2 separate regions of the Homo sapiens genome follow, and region 2 is linked to region 1. A link is an interaction called in ENCODE POLR2A ChIA-PET data of the cell type or tissue named here. Cell type or tissue: endothelial cell of umbilical vein. All regions are shown on one strand. Each heading gives the region's core, and the rest is flanking DNA. Links, peaks and the distances in the headings are about the cores only.

Region 1 (5,377 bases), core at 307-5,306:
TTAGGATAGTTAGCTCTTCTCGTTGAATTGATCCCTTTACCATTATGTAATGGCCTTCTTTGTCTCTTTTGATCTTTGTTGGTTTAAAGTCTGTTTTATCAGAGACTAGGATTGCAACCACTGCCTTTTTTTGTTTTCCATTTGCTTGGTAGATCTTCCTCCATCCCTTTATTTTGAGCCTATATGTGTCTCTGCAGATGAGATGGGTTTCCTGAATACAGCACACTGATGGGTCTTGACTCTTTATCCAATTTGCCAGTCTGTGTTTTTTAATTGGAGCATTTAGCCCATTTACATTTAAGGTTAATATTGTTATGTGTGAATTTGATCCTGTCATGATGATGTTAGCTGGTTATTTTGCTCGTTAGTTGATGCAGTTTCTTCCTAGCCTCGATGGTCTTTACAATTTGACATGATTTTGCAGTGGCTGGTACTGGTTGTTCCTTTCCATGTTTAGTGCTTCCTTCAGGAGCTCTTTTAGAGCAGGCCTTGTGGTGACAAAATCTCTCAGCATTTGCTTGTCTGTAAAGGATTTTATTTCTCCTTCACTTATGAAGCTGAGTTTGGCTGGATATGAAATTCTGGGTTGAAAATTCTTTTCTTTAAGAATGTTGAATATTGGCCCCCACTCCCTTCTGGCTTGTAGAGTTTCTGCCAAGAGATCAGTTATTAGTCTGATGGGCTTCCCTTTGTGGGTAACCTGACCTTTCTCTCTGGCTGCCCTTAACATTTTTTCCTTTATTTCAACTTTGGTGAATCTGACAATTATGTGTCTGGGAGTTGCTCTTCTCAAGGAGTATCTCTGTGGCGTTCTCCGTATTTCCTGAATCTGAATGTTGGCCTGCCTTGCTAGATTGGGGAAGTTCTCCTGGATAATATCCTGCAGTGTTTTCCAACTTGGTTCCATTCTCCCCGTCACTTTCAGGTACACCAATCAGACGTAGATTTGGTCTTTTCACATAGTCCCATATTTCTTGGAGGCTTTGTTCGTTTCTTTTTATTCTTTTTTCTCTAAACTTCCCTTCTTGCTTCATTTCATTCATTTCATCTTCCATCACTGATACCCTTTCTTCCAGTTGATCGAATCGGCTACTGAGGCTTGTACATTCATCACGTAGTTTTCTTGCCTTGGTTTTCAGCTCCATCAGGGCCTTTAAGGACTTCTCTGCATTGGTTATTCTAGTTAGCCATTCGTCTAATTTTTTTTTTCAAGGTTTTTAACTTCTTTGCCGTGGGTTCGAACTTCCTCCTTTAGCTCAGAGTAGTTCAATTGTCCGAAGCCTTCTTCTCTCAACTCGTCAAAGTCATTCTCCGTCCAGCTTAGTTCCGTTGCTGGTGAGGAGCTGCATTCCTTTGGAGGAGGAGAGGTGCTCTGATTTTTAGAGTTTCCAGTTTTTCTGCTGTTTTTTCCCCATCTTTGTGGTTTTATCGAGCTTTGGTCTTTGATGATGGTGACGTACAGATGGGGTTTTGGTGTGGATGTCCTTTCTGTTTGTTAGTTTTCCTTCTAAAAGTCAGGACCCTCAGCTGCAGGTATGTTGCAGTTTGCTGGAGGTCCATTCCAGACCCTGTTTGCCTGGGTATCAGTAGCAGGGGCTGCAGAACAGCAGATATTGGTGAACAGCAAATGTTGCTGCCTGATCGTTCCTCTGGAAGTTTTGTCTCAGAGGAGTACCCGGCCATGTGAGGTGTCAGTCTGCCTCTACTGGGGGATGCCTCCCAGTTAGGCTACTCGGCGGTCAGGGACTCACTTGAGGAGTCAGTCTGTCCATTCTCAGATCTTCAGCTGCATGCTGGGAGAACCACTACTCTCTTCAAAGCTGTCAGACAGGGACATTTAAGTCTGCAGAGGATTCTGCTGCCTTTTGTTTGGCTATGCCCTGCCCCCAGAGGTGGAGTCTACAGATGCAGGCAAGCCTCTTTGAGCTGCGGTGGGCTCCACCCAGTTCGAGCTTCCTGGCCGCTTTATTTACCTACTCAAGCCTCGGCAATGGCGGGCACCCCTCCCCCAGCCTCGCTGCTGCCTTGCAGTTTGATCTTAGACTGCTGTGCTAGCAATGAGCAAGGCTCCACGGGCGTAGGACCCTCCGAGCCATGCACGGGATATAATCTCCTGGTGTGCCGTTTGCTAAGACCATTGGAAAAGTGCAGTATTAGGGTGGGAGTGACCTGATTTTCCAGGTGCTGTCTATCATCCCTTTCTTTGACTAGGAAAGGGAATTCCCTGACCCCTTGCGCTTCCTGGGTGAGGCGATGCCTTGCCCTGCTTTGGCTCACGCTTGGTGCGCTGCACCCACTGTCCTGCACCCACTGTCTGACACTCCTCAGTGAGATGAACCCGGCACCTCAGTTGGAAATGCAGAAATCACCCATCTTCTGCGTTGCTCACGCTGGGAGCTGTAGACTGGAGCTGTTCCTATTTGGCCATCTTGGCTCCTCCTCATTTTAAAATGTTCTGATCAGCAGTTGGTTGAAAGAGTTATCAATGAGTGTCTGGGTTACAGTAAGAAGTTGTAGAGACCAAGGTTTTATCATGCAGATGAAGCCTCCAGGTGGCAGGCTTCACAGAGAATAGACTGTAAATATTTCTTATCAGACTTTAAGAGTCTGTTCTGTCAGTAATTCCAAAAGAGAGGAGGGTATAATTAGGCATATCCAGCTCCCTGCTTCCATAATGACCTGAGCTAGTTTTTCAAGTTCACTTTGGAATGCCCTTGGCCGAGAGAAGGCTTCCATTCTGATAGTGTGGGTTGGGGGGAAGAGGGGATGGTGCTTATAATTTTATTTTTGGTTTAAACAGGTATCTAGAGTAGTCATATCCATCAGGACAAAAAATAGAATGATGGTTTCCTAGGCTGGAGGAGGGGAGAATTGAGAGATATTTTTAGATACAGATTTATTTTATTTTATTTTATTTTATTTTTTTGAGATGGTATCTCACTCTGTTGCCCAGGTTGGAGTGCAGTGGTGTAATCTCAGCTCACTGCAACCTCCACTTCCTAGGTTCAAACTATTGTCCCACCTCAGCTTCCCGAGTAGCTGGGATTACAGGCATGCGCCACCATATCCAGCTAGTTTTTGTATTTTTAGTGGAGATGGGGTTTCACCATGTTGGCCAGGCTGGTCATGAACTGCCGACCTCTGATGATCTGCCCACCTCGGCCTCCCAAAATGTTGGGATTACAGGTGTGAGCCACTGCGCCCAGCCTAGATACAGAATTTCAGTTGAAGAAGATAAGTTCTAGAGATGGATGGTGGTAATGGTTGTACAGCAGTGTGCATGTACTGAATGTCTCTGAACTATATACTTAAAAATGTTTAAAATGGTAAACCTGATATATATATGTTAAAGAAATGTTTAAAGTTGGCCCATATCTGGAGGATACAGATCATCAGAATATCTTAATCATTGCTGGTGGGAGTGTAAATTGGTATAGCGCTTTTGGAACAATTTGGCGTTATCCTGTAAAGATAAACATTTCCATGCCCTTTGACCTGCCATTTTGCTCCTAGGCATATACATAAAAGAAACTTTGTTTTTTTTTTTGAGACAGAGTTTGCTCTGTTGTCCAGGCTCAAGTAAAGTGGCACAATCACAGCTCACTGCATCCTTGATCTTCTGGCCTCCAGCTATCCTCCCACTTCACCCTGCTAGTAGCTGGGACTACAGGTGCATGCCACCATGCCCAGCAAATTTTTTTTTGTTTTTTTTTGGTAGAGGCAGGGTTTCACTATTGTATTAGTTCATTTTTACGCTGCTGATAAAAACATAACCGAAACTAAAACCAAAAAGAGGTTTAATTGGACTTACAGTTCCACGTGGCTGGGGAGGCCTCAGAATCTTGGTGGGAGGCAAAAAGCACTTCTTTTTTTTTTTTTTTTTTTTTTTTTTGAGACGGAGTCTCACTCTGTCACCAGGCTGGAGTGCAGTGGCGTGATCTCGGCTCACTGCAACCTCTGCCTCCTGGGTTCAAGTGATTCTTCTGCCTCAACCTTCCAAGTAGCTGGGACAACAGGCGCACGCCATCATGCCCAACTAATTTTTGTATTTTTAGTAGAGATGGGGTTTCATCATGATGGCCAGGCTGGTCTCCATCTCCTGACCTTGTGATCTGCCCACCTTGGCCTCCCAAAGTGCTGGGATTACAGGCCTGAGCCACCAGGCCTGGTCAAAGGCATTTCTTAATGGCAGTGGCAAGAGATAAATGAGGAAGAAGTAAAAGCGGAAACACCTGATAAAACCATCAGATCTCGTGAGATTTACTATCACGAGAATAGCACAGAAAAGACCAGCCCCCATGATTCAGTTACCTCCCCTTGGGTCCCTCCCACGACACGGGGGAATTCTGGGAGATACAATTCAAGTTGAGATTTGGGTGGGGACACAGCCAAACCATATCAACTATCTTGTCCAAGCTGGTCTTGAACTCCTGGGCTCAAGCGATCATCCTGCCTCAGCCTCCCAAAGTGCTGGGATTATAGGAATAAGCCACTGCCCCCAGTTCAAAAAAACTTTTTAACGAGTATCAGGTCATGCATACAAGAGTGTTCATGTGAGCACTCTTTTTAATACCAAAACCTGAAAACAACCCAAATGCCCATTAACAGGCAAGGGAATAGACAAATTAATTAGAAGCTCCTGGAGGACAGGGACCACCTCTACAAAAAATAAAAAATCAGTACCTTCCCCATCTCACACAGTGTCCCAGGACCCTGCAGGGCAGTGGAGGTGCACCCATAAATAAATAAGGATATATTTATATCCACTCCAAGTGAATGTACCATAATTATATGCCATAATGTGGATTAATCCTAGCAATATAGTATTAAGTGAAAAGCATATGTCCTTAAAGATTACATATAAAGTTAATAACATCTAAACACTCCCTCCCCCCAAAAAAACCCCACTCTTTTTGAATATATTTACATGTGACATTAAAAGGGAAAACAGAATGATTTCAGTAGTGTTACCTTGGAATGGGGAAGAGGCTGGGTGATACAACTGAAGATCAAACAGGTGAATATGAATGGAAATTCATTTCCTAGTTTTCATGTTGGTGATAATGTCAAGTGTATTTGTTGTATTATTTTAAATGAATGAATGAATGAATGAAGGATTGAGGGTCTTGAATGCACCAACAATGAGAATGTGTCATGAGTCGAGAATAATGATGTATCTAATTCTATGCATCTGTGCATCTGAAGGGGCCTTAGAAAATGCATTCTGTATCTGTTTGATATAAATAAGGGGAAGATGGTGGGGGGGGGAGTGATGTTTTAAATTACTCAGCATCAAATAAAATGGATACTCTGGAAAAATGTGTCACATTTCTCCTGTGGTTTCTAGTACCCTCTGACCAATTGCCACTTTTGCCTG
Region 2 (5,377 bases), core at 175-5,174, 54 kb after region 1:
TTGTCATACATTTTAAAACATGTAGATGAACAAGCTCTTATTTGAGTCAGAAATGTTTATTTTTCTTTTTTCCTCAATCATATTTCAGTTCCACTTCCCCTGCAAAATATTAATTTAATTTCATTTATTTTTATGCTTGAAAATATTTTATTGGTCGTTCTATCACACGTGACAGAAGTATACATTAAAATTTTATTTCCTGTTCTCATGAATCTAAGTATTTATTTCTTTTCGATTGCATTACTACTGTACTTATTAGTATAAAATTCATCAAAACAAATGGATACTGCCGGGCGCGGTGGCTCATGCCTGTAATCCTAGCACTTTGAGAGGCCTAGGCAGGCAGATTACCTAAGGTCAGGAGTTCAAGACCAGCCTGGCCAACATGGGGAAACCCCGTCTCTACTAAAATACAAAAATTAGCTGGGCATGGTGGCTGGTGCCTGTAATCCCAGCTACTCCGGAGGCTGAGGCAGGAGAATCACTTGAACCCAGGAAGCAGAGGTTGCAGTGAGCTGAGATTGCACCACTACACTCCAGCCTGGGCGACAAGAGCAAGACTCCGTCTCAAAACAAAAAACAAAACAAAAAAAACAACCAAATGGATATGTTATACATTTTTTTGAAGAAAACATCTTGATGAGATAGAGCCTTCCACCCCCAATTATTTGATGATTCTGTGGATAATTACTATTTAATACTAGAATAAGATTTTTCATTTGTATAGATCTAAGCTTTAAGGAACCCTGTTGACATAAATAAGTAGATGGAAATGGACAGAATATTGTTATATGAAGGTCACTTAGACTCAGTTTTTACCTTTAAAATTATATGTCAAAATACAGTGGATTTTTTGAATCAACTAGCTTGCCATTCATCTCCTCTAATTTTGTAGAAAGCAGGAAAACTGGAAACCTCCAGACTTGTAAAAGGAATTGTTATTCAGTCATTAAGTCATTCATCTTCCAGTATCAGCTCGAGTATTTTAGATCACCTTTTTGCATGGATTCAGAGTGGAGGGGTGATGGGCCTTTATTTTGTAAAGTGGGAGAAGCCTGATTGTGAAAAAGTATGCTTGCTTTCATGTGGCTCAGGAAGTTTTCATGTACCCTAGTTTGAAGACAACTGATTTAGGTAGCTTGGTGTCTTAGTCTGTTTTGTACTGCTATAGCAGAATACCTGATAATGAACAGAAATTTATTTCTTACAGTTCTGGAGGCTAAGAAGTCCAAGATTGAGTGCCTGACACCTGGCCTTTTTGCTGTGTCATGGTCATCCCGTCCTGGAAGGCAGAAGGGCAGGAGGAGAGGAGGGGGAGGGAAGTGCCTGTCCTCGTGCACAAAAGTTTCAAACAAGAGGTTCCTTTTATAAGGAACCCACCCCTGTCATAACGAATCTGCTCCCACGATAATGGCATTAATCCAGTTCATGATGGTGGTGCCTCCAAGATGCAAACACCTCCCATCAGGCCCCACTTCCCAACACTGCCACATTGGGCATCAAGTTTTCAACACGTGAACTTTGGAGGACACTTTCAAACCACAGCCCTTGTGTTCCAGCCCACTGTTGCCACTTACTTATTAAGTATCTGTATATTCATCTACAGAAGAGGGTCCTTACAAGCCCTTACATTTTGACAGTTCTGTAACTAGCCTTGAGTATCCTGTAATTGTTACCACTGGTCACACAAAGTACTTCTTGAATCTGAACCTGTGTAAGTGGTAGTCATTTGTAAGCTTTCTTTGGTGGGGTTCTGAAAGACTGACATCCCCTGCCGTTTGCTAACATTCATCTCAACTGGATACCAGTTAGATTTCCTGAAGGTCCTGGGACCCTTCAGTATGCTTACTGTCACTTTTAAGCCTTTGCAGGTGTTGCTCTTTTGCTCTTTTTGGGGCCTCCTCTTCTATGTTGCCAAAGCATCCTAAACAGACCTCAGTTACAGAATTTTTTTCCCTTGCCCTGTGTGGTCCTTGCTTGTTTAGTCTATCTTCTCTAGACTGAGCTCTCAGGATCAGGGACTTTGTTTTACCTCACTATTGCCTGAAGCTAACAAGTGTCCAAAAACGGGAAGGATGAGGAGGTTCTCAAATGTTTGTAGAATAACCAAATATTAAGTAATTTTTTTTCAAACTCTGTGTATCATAGGAATCTCAACATTTCCAATATTGAACTCCTCATCTCACCCCTTGAACGTGCTCAATCTTTAACCTCACCATCTCAGTTGATGACAGCTTCATCTTTCTAGTTGCTCAGGCCTAAAACCTCGGGGTTATCCTTGACTACTCTTTATTTCTTCTGTAGCCTCTCAGGCTGTCTAGAGAGAGCTTATGAAGAATGGGCTGGTAAGAGTGTTGACGTTGGACTGTAGTCTTCAAACATGTTTGCATTCATAATCGCTAAGTGACTTGGATCCATTCCCTTAGGAAATCCTGTTGGCCCTGCCTTCACAACATATCTGCAGCCTGAGCACTTTTCCACTCCTTTGCTTCTACCCTGGTCCAGGTCATCATCATCTGTCAGTTGCATCATTGCAGTTGTCTCCTGACCCATCTCCCTCTTCTTTCTTTGTGTACACATTCTATTCTCATAACAGCCAGAGTGATCCCGTGAAAATGAAAGTTGGATAATTCCCTGCTCTGATACAACCCTGCAGTGGCTTCCCATTTTACTCCTAGTAAATTAAGTCTACAACAAGATCGGGAGGGCCCTAGAAATGCATCCTTTGCACTGGCTGTTCATTCTGCCAGGGCATCTCTTGATATCAGTATCGTTAACCACCTTCCCTCCTTCAAGTGTTGCTCACGTGTCTCCTTCTCATGATCACTCTATTTAAAATTGTAAACATTAGACACTCAAATATCTGTTGAATGGTTGAAGAATGAGTTACTTTGCTCAGTTACTGCTTCTAATACTAGTTTTAACATTAAACCTGTTGCTGGGGGATGTGGATAGTTGTCCCTTTGCTGTTCACATTTGTATTTCCTCTTGGGGTACCATCACCTGGATAAGATTGCTGGCACATTGTCAGTCACTGAGCTTGGTCTTGTAAGTGTGCATGCTAGATGGCTTAGGTGCCTGTTTAGTGGTGCATTAAAAAAAATCAGGCTGGGTGCAGTGGCTCATGCATGTCATCGCAGCACTTTGGGAGGCCGGGATGGGCAGGTCATCTGAGGTCAGGAGGTCGAGACCAGCCTGACCAATATGGTGAAATCCCATCTCTACTAAAAATACAAAAATTAGCTGGGCATGGTGGCGGGTGCCTGTAATCTCAGCTACTCGGGAGGCTGAGGCAGGAGAATCACTTGAACCAGGGAGGCGGAGATTTCAGTGAGCCGAGATCGTGCCACTGCACTCCAGCCTGGATGACAGAGCAAGACTTCGTCTCAAAAAAAAAAGAAAGAAAAAATCAGAGAGTGACTTTAACTTAAACTTTTAACTTTAAATTCGTATTGTCAAGCTCTTAAAGAACTGTCACCTATTTTGTTTAACTCAATGCTTTTTTTTTGATTGAGGTAAGATATGCTTTTTTTATTAGTCAATGGCTACATTTTTCTCTACCTCCTTTTGTAGAGAAAGTAAACATTTGAGAGCAGAAGGAATAGAATATTGAGTGATACATAGTGTTTGAACAAGAGAGGTAGTGAATACTCTTCAGGAAGGAAATGCAAGCTGAGCGAGCCCTCCTTGTCTGACTACAGAGGGATGACAGAAGCTGAAGTGGGCATCAGATTGGCCATTTGATTTCTGGAGGAAGGGGTCAGGAGACATCCATTGTTAAGGTGGAAAAGCTTGTGTTTTAGACCTGTCTTCTGGGAAGAACTCAGTCCTAGCCTGCCATGAGGCTCTTCTTGCTGGGTCTTGGTGGAGTTTAAGGTGTTTTTTTGGTGTGATAGAATTGAAGCTTTATAATGTGTCCACTTCAAGTTAAGATAGAGAATCCCTGGTTTGTTCAGAAGATGCTTCCTTGTTGAGGTAAGCCCAGGAAGCTTGATGGAGTGGAGAACGTGCGTGGGTTTTGGAGTCAGCCAGGCTTGTGTTAACATCCCTATTTGGCCACTTTTAATCTGTTTCTTCTGAACCTATTCCTACATCTGTGAAAAGGAGATGATGTCTGGTTTGGAGAGGTGTTAGGGTTAAACGATAAAATGTATGCAGAGGTATATACATAGCAATGCTTCTGCAGTGGGCCGGTCACTTGCCGGTACCGTGATTCATGTTCTGTGCAGATGTGCTGTCAGAACAGGCTGGTTGGCCAGCCTTCCCCCACCCCGGCCCCCGCCCCAGACAGAGTCCTGCTGTGCTGCCCAGGCTGGAGTGTGGCGCGATCTCGGCCCACTGCAGCCTCTGCCGGGTTCAAGCAATTCTCCTGCCTCAGCCTCCCAAGTAGCTGGGACTACAGGCGTGTGCCACCATGCCCGGCTACTTGTTGTATTTTTAGTAGAGGCGGGGTTTCACCATGTTGGCCAGGCTGGTCTTGAATTCCCGACCTCAAGTTATCCCCCGGCATTGGCCTCCCAAAGTGCTGGGAGTACAGGCGTGAGCCACTGTGCCCGGCCTGGTCAGCCTTTAAAAATGTTTTTAAATAGTTATTCATTGATTTTAATTGACAAATGAAAATATATTTATGGTGTGCCCATTAATGTTTTAATGTATGTATACATTGTGGAATGGTTAAATCAGGCTAATTAGCATATCTGTTACCTCACTTAGTCATTTTTTTGTGGTGAGAACAATTGAAATCTACTCTCTTGGCAATTTTCAAGTATACAATACATTGCCATTGACCATAGTCAGCATGTGGTGCAATCGATCCCTTGAACTTGTCCCTCCAGTGTATCTTTGGTCAGTCTTGCCGTCCAGTTCTAGCCAGCACTGCTCCCTGGCATCTGTGCCTGACAGGGTCCAGGAATGGAGGCATTGATAGTGATAAGGAGCCTTTATAGTTTAAGTCCCACTGACTAATGTGAGTTATTACTTCTTTGCTGATAAGACCCATAGCTAGTCAGATATTGGGCACCCTCTTCCTGGGTCGACCTTTGAAGTTTCTTATTCTTGTCTTACCAGCTTTCTGTAGGCCTTAGCGATCCTTTCCTGTAGTTAAGTTGTGCCTTTTTCCTAAAGGAGTTAAGGTCTCTTGTTTTGTAGTAGGTAGTTAGGGGGAGAAAAAACAGTTTATTAGCATCTTTTTAAAAAAACCTTTTAATTACTAATAGAACACCTAGCAAAATGTATAAATTCTAAAAGCACGGTTCAATGAATTATCATATGGTGAACATAGATTATTCCCAGCACCACAGAAAGCCCTCCCATTGCTACCTCTCCTATCAACTGTTTCTTGATAACCTGCTAGAGGCAAGGTAGTGTTTGACCAATA

The links. Peaks named below come from ENCODE experiments on the same cell type or tissue, not always from the same donor. Only the 100,000 strongest peaks of a DNase experiment are listed, where the experiment ranks them.
Region 2: POLR2A ChIA-PET joins it to region 1 with 7 read pairs; 13 of 35 experiments call an interaction of 5 or more read pairs at or near these places.

The regions. Positions count from the first base shown.
Region 1 is chr1:165,781,712-165,787,088 of GRCh38, forward strand. No RefSeq gene overlaps it. Among named protein-coding and RNA genes, the nearest start is that of TMCO1-AS1, 15 kb to the left of the region's middle. In endothelial cell of umbilical vein, for the core only: no CTCF peak of the experiment used is centred there; no DNase peak of the experiment used is centred there.
Region 2 is chr1:165,835,660-165,841,036 of GRCh38, forward strand. The region is part of intron 1 of UCK2 (uridine-cytidine kinase 2); the gene reads left to right. Among named protein-coding and RNA genes, the nearest start is that of UCK2, 11 kb to the left of the region's middle. In endothelial cell of umbilical vein, for the core only: no CTCF peak of the experiment used is centred there; a DNase peak (open chromatin) is centred at 2,412.